2 separate regions of the Homo sapiens genome follow, and region 1 is linked to region 2. Evidence: read pairs that join two places in POLR2A ChIA-PET (ENCODE). Cell type or tissue: Panc1. All regions are shown on one strand. Links, peaks and the distances in the headings refer to the core of each region. The heading gives the core; the rest is flanking DNA. Region 1 overlaps C6orf120 (chromosome 6 open reading frame 120). Region 2 overlaps ERMARD (ER membrane associated RNA degradation).

Region 1 (2,926 bases), core at 270-2,769, 58 kb before region 2:
CACATAAAATACTAGTTTGCTTTAGGACTTCCAGAGAATGGCTATAATGTCAAATCGCCAAAGAGAAATGAATATACAATGTAGAGGAAAACACATGGGCTGTGTCTATGCCTCACAAGCTACCCTGTGTATTTAATTTGGTGACTCTTTGGTTGAAATCTGCCTGAAACTATAAATTCTAGTTTTTGAACCAATAAATACGGTGGTTAAAATTTTAAAAAGACATTTCAATACTTACCACTATTCTCACATTGGGAGCAGTGTATAAGTGATTCAGCCTTTCCTTTCTTGTTGGACTCCTTACCCTTCAGACAAATTCCACATATAGCATTTGGAATGACCTTTGGCTGGAAGGGTAGAAGAGGGCTATAAATTCATGCCAGAAGAGCTTACTATGGGTTTAAAAGGAATTCTGTTACTTTATTGCCCTATTTTTACTTTTGGTAACTTGCTAATGAGGACCATTTTGAAAGACAAAACTTGACAGGAGTCTGCCTACAATGTAAGACTGCCTACTGAAGAAAGCATTAATTTCATCATAAAATTTGGTAAACAGCATGATCTCGTAAGATTAAATGTAGCATTCTATACTCCCTACATGCACAGTAAGATTTGTTTAATGAATGGAAGGAAAGACTAAATACAATGTCAAATGTCACTATTAATTGGACAAGAAAATCCAAGTAGCAAATGACCATTATGTGTAAGACTTACTCTAAAAAGACCATTTTAAATAGCTCATATATTAATTTTGTTTAAAACCTGCTATTTTCCAAAACTGCAAAACTAGAGCTATAAAATCTAAGTTAAAAAATCAGCTTATCCTCATTGGTATAGTGGTATTTAAAAAAAAATCAGTTTAAACATTTTTAATTGAAAGATGTCTCATGCATACATTGGCGTGTACATAAACGTTTGTGGAAAACTTAGTTGTGTGATTATTCTCTTTGCATGTCTAATAAAAGAATCTATACTTAGAAAGATTCACTATAAAATGTAAAATTATAAAAGGGAAAAATAAGTTTTCAGACAAGCAAAAAAAAATTGCAGTCACTTAAAAAATACACGAACACTCTGAGTACTACTGATCTTTCAGATTAAAAACATGCATGGTCCAGTGAAGGTGTCTGAATTTTAGACATATTTGGTTACACATGGAAATGACAAAGGAAAAAGGGTTCACTGCACTTAAAATTACCAGGGGAGGGAGGGCATCCGAACGTCACGGTCTTGACTGTTACAAAATGACGTTCACTCATGCTATAGAAATAAGTAAATAACAGTGGTAAAAAAGGAAGAGCAAGCATGGGCCAAGAATGAAATGGGGTAAGGGGACATACATACATACATACACACACACACACACACACACACACACACACACACACACACACACACACACGTAGATGAACTGGGAAAATAATTATTTTAAGTAGAATTGTTTCATTTCTGCTTTATTCCCACCCTGCCAAATGCATCCCTTTCCTAATTTACTGAACCAAAGAGGAACCTAAACAAAACTCAAACGTTGTATATATTCCAGCTTTGAAATGTCTCACTGCCACCTTCATAACCTGTTAGACCTAAACAATTTGTTCTTAAGTTTTGTACTTTTTAAATTATCTTTCTTTGCAAAAGATGACAGAGGCATTCAAAAAGAATTTTTGGCTTATTTATTTAAAAAAAGTCAACCTTATACATAAATAGAATAAAAACAAGAACTCTAAACAATCACAAATGTCTCTACAAAATAATAAATATCATGGAAGTTAAACATACATATAAAACTTTACTATTAAACTAATCTCCTGTATGTATATTTTTATACCCTGCTCCCCCCAACAAAAGGATAGTGTCACATGCTCAAACCATTTAAGTCTTGCAGTGTAGTTACCCTCTGTTGTTACTGCTACATTCTAAACATAAGGTTCTCATTGTGTGTTCCTATACCTAAATAAAAAACAGCTAGGAAGTGCACTTCTATAATCCAAATTCTGGTTCAGTTATGATCATATCTGTACCTGCCATAATATACAGCAGAATGCTCTCTCTTAATCCATCAAAACTAAGAAATCTCTTGGTTATGGTACCTGTACTAAATGTAAAAGATATACTTATTTAATACTAATAGTTTAAGTTAGATACTGGCATAGTAAATACTCTAATATCTTTCACTAAAGTCAGGGAAGTAACCAAACAATATTAAATTCTAAAAACAGAACTCCTCACAGGAGATTCTTTACAAAACAAAAGCCAAAAGGAGTAAAACACAAGGGTAGTCATTCACATTCTAGAGCAATTCAAGTTCTACAATCATTAAAATATACATTAAACACCTATGATAAAAGGGACACCAAAAAATTCTAGGTTTATTTCTAAGTTTAAATCATAATGATTTGTTAAATCACTTAGTTTTTCTTACCCAACAGCCTTCATCTTGATGAAAAGAGGGAAACATGAGAGAAGGGGAAGAGAGACAGCTTTGTAGCATTTTCTACGATGAATGCTGCAGCTCGATATACAAAGCATCTGCCCTCTCTAAGAAGCCACAGTGCTGGCATCCAGGACTTTACACAGCAGATAACAACTGTGGCTTAGAGAAGCCAGTCTCAAGTGGATTGCACAGTTGAGGGAGGGGTTAATGTGCAGCACTCTCCACAAGACCAATGGAGCACACTCCTATGTGTGTCTGGTTTAGACAATCAGTTCTACTTCAAATAACTGCAACATCATCAGAGTATCACTATTGACAAGAAAACTGAAATACTCATCCTAATAGCTCTCAGCATCTCAAATAAAAGGCTCACAGTACACTTACTTTTCTACTTGAAAAACAGCCAAAGATAAGACTTTCATGGTAGCAATAATATAGTATAGATTTTAATTATTGTATTTATAGGCCGGAATCCTAATAATTATGCTTTAA
Region 2 (2,926 bases), core at 303-2,802:
CCTTATGGAGACTACTACTTCCTGGCTCCAGCCGGCTGTGTCAGCCATCACATCTGCTTTCCAGCCAGCAGGAAGAGCAAAGATTGGTGCATGCCCCTCTCTAAGGACACTTCCTGGAGGTAGCACAGGCCTTGGGCCAGGGCTTAGTCGCACTTGCTGCCAGGGAGGCATGGAAGCGTTCCTGGATGGCCAAGTGCCCAGCTTCCCACGGGACGATCTGTTGTGGAGGGAGGGCAGGTGCAGCCGCTCCACACCTCGGATTCTCGTCTCTTTCTCTAGCTTGGCTTTTGCTTTTTGCCCCTCTTTGTAGGCATTCCTCAATGCTCTGCCGTCAACCCCATCCTCTGTTTCCTCTCCCTGGGAGATCTCATACAATTCTCTGCCTTACATTTTCATCTCTGGGGGAACAACAATTAGAAAATACTTTGAACCCAGTGAAAATGAAACCCAACACATGGAAGTTTTGGACCCAGCAAAAGCAGTGCTGCGAGGGCAGCTTACGGCCCCGGAGCCGGGCTCCCCAGTGTTGCTTCTCACTGACCCCCATCTGATCTCTGCAGTTAGACCTGCTTATGTTCACTAAATATCTTCATGTGAGTTTTCCTCAGCACCTCACATTTATCTTCTTTCAGAAAGGCGTTGTTTCCCACAGATTTGTCCTCTGACGCTCCCTCTGTCATCTCAGCCTCACCAGCTGCAGACTCCAGCAGCGTCTCGTGTTTCCCCAACACCTCCCGTGTCCACTCAGTGGCCAGCACAGCCGGTGGTTTCCACCCAGCTGACCTTGTGCTCTTCCTGTCCAAACTGAGAAGCCCCCCGCCTGGCTCCTCGGCCCACCCGAGCTCATCTCACGATTCTTCCTCCTTCTCAAATTTCATTCTCACAGTCCTGCTGATTCTTTTTTTTAGTTAGTTTTTTTTTTTTGGTTTTTTTTTTTGAGGCAGGGTCTTGCTTTGTCACCCAGGCTGAAGTGCGGTGGTGCAGTCATAGCTCACTGCAGCCTCAATCCCCGGGCTCAAGCGATCCTCCCACCTCCGCCCCCCGAGTAACTGGGACCATAGATGTGTGCTACTACACCTGGCTCATTTTTACATTTTTTTTTTCCTTGTAGAGACAGAGTCTTGCCATGTTGACCAGGCTGATCTTGAACTCCTGGGCATAAGTCATCCTTCTGCCTCAGCCTTCCAAAGTTTTGGGATTGCAGGTGTGAGCCACCATACGTGGCCCCACTGATTATTTTCTAAGCTGATATTCTTACGTTATTTATGGTTTTTTTTCATTTGTTTAACCTCCTCGATGATGTCCTGCTGCCTGCCAGATGGAGTTCATCCTCTTCACGTGGCAGCAAGGCCTCGGGTTCTAACCCTGCCCTCCTCTTTGGTGTGTTCCCTGTTTGGATACCTCAGTGAAATTTAGGCTTCTTGTCAGCTCCAGAACTTGCTTGTCTTTCCTCTTACTTTGTTCCTCACCCCCAGATTTTCCGCTCCAGGTCAGGGGCTGTGGCCACAAAAGCGACCTTCCAGAGGCTCATCTACTCAAAGGTGGAGGCTGCTTTTCTCTGTGTTCTGTTTCTGTCTCATCTTGGAGGCAGTCCTGCTTTGCCTTACTCGTGTGCATTTCTGCAGAGGTCTCTGCGGGTTCTCTGAGGCAGGCCTACACGTTGCTGTCGCCTGCTGCCCATGCCCAGTGCCTTCCATGTAGGCCACTCAGCGCGGTGTGGAGCGAAGCTTCAGGAAAGAGCTGGGCCCCACCCATTAGAGCCCTTGCTTCATGATACCTGCATGGGGATTGGCTGCACGGTGGCACGCACCATCACTGTAGGGCCATGCGGTGCAAATAAATTTGGATATTTACTTGTCATTTGACTTCATAAATAAATAACATGGCTGTTTCCACAGAGGATATAATCTATCAAAGAATATATTATTAGCACAGGCTTTCACCCAGAATAAACAGGATCAGTTTTTAAGGCAGTACATATATGAAGATATTTTATAAAACTTAATAAGACACTGCAGATGCTGTTATTATTTACTGATTACTTTTGTGTCATGAGGTTTCTTCAGGACCAGTGGAAGATATGAATATGAGTGAGATTTTCTGACTTCAGAAGCTTATTTATCATGGGAGAGTGAGAAGGCATTTATACTAACTCTGTAAAACAAAGTAGAAGCTAATGTGTGTAGTTGATGTAGGTAAATGAAAAATTCTGCTTTTTGGAGAAAGTGGGAATATGTGGTAGACGTTGGATATTTAGAACTCAGAGGGAATTTTAGGGCTAGCAATACAGATTTCAGAGCTAAAGATAACAGATTTTAGAGTCATCTGTGTAGTAATGTTGAAGAATATTGGCAATATGAAATTTAAAATAGATTATTAAACATTTATTATTAAACATTAATAAATCAAAAAACATTTCTTGAGAGCTAGCTTACACAAAATCCTGATTTCATCACATCACACCGCATGGCCCTACAGTGATGGAGCGTGCCACCGTGCAGCCAATCCTCATGCTGTCAAATCTCACTGAAGTGATTTCATCAGGCTGTCTGTCAAATCTCACTGAAGTGATTTCGTCACGCTGTCTGTCAAATCTCACTGAAGTGATTTCGTCACGCTGTCTGTCAAATCTCACTGAAGTGATTTCGTCATGCTGTCTGTCAAATCTCACTGAAGTGATTTCGTCATGCTGTCTGTCAAATCTCACTGAAGTCCCCAAAAGCCTTTTGAGATAGGCATTCTTAACTTCTCCTTTTGCAGAGAAAACCTGCATCTGTGGAGTTCAATCGGTTGCCTGTAGGTTTCATGTCTAGAAAATGTTGCAGTTGGGATCAGAACTCAGGACAGCACATGTCTGTAGGCCGTGCCGATGATGCTGAGAAGCAGCGTGCATGAAATAAAATAAAAACAGACAAGGCTATTCATT

What was found. ChIA-PET counts read pairs that join two places held together with the same protein. Peaks named below come from ENCODE experiments on the same cell type or tissue, not always from the same donor. Only the 100,000 strongest peaks of a DNase experiment are listed, where the experiment ranks them.
Region 1: POLR2A ChIA-PET joins it to region 2 with 5 read pairs; 25 of 35 experiments call an interaction of 5 or more read pairs at or near these places.

Annotation. Positions count from the first base shown.
Region 1 is chr6:169,705,378-169,708,303 of GRCh38, forward strand. C6orf120 (chromosome 6 open reading frame 120) reads left to right here. Exons shown (of 1, transcript NM_001029863.3): 1 at 1-983. It overlaps PHF10 (PHD finger protein 10), which reads right to left. Exons shown (of 12, transcript NM_018288.4): 10 at 239-347. Among named protein-coding and RNA genes, the nearest start is that of C6orf120, 4.7 kb to the left of the region's middle. In Panc1, for the core only: no CTCF peak of the experiment used is centred there; no DNase peak of the experiment used is centred there; H3K27ac peaks cover 375 bases.
Region 2 is chr6:169,763,346-169,766,271 of GRCh38, forward strand. All of the region lies in intron 9 of ERMARD (ER membrane associated RNA degradation), which reads left to right. Among named protein-coding and RNA genes, the nearest start is that of ERMARD, 13 kb to the left of the region's middle. In Panc1, for the core only: no CTCF peak of the experiment used is centred there; no DNase peak of the experiment used is centred there.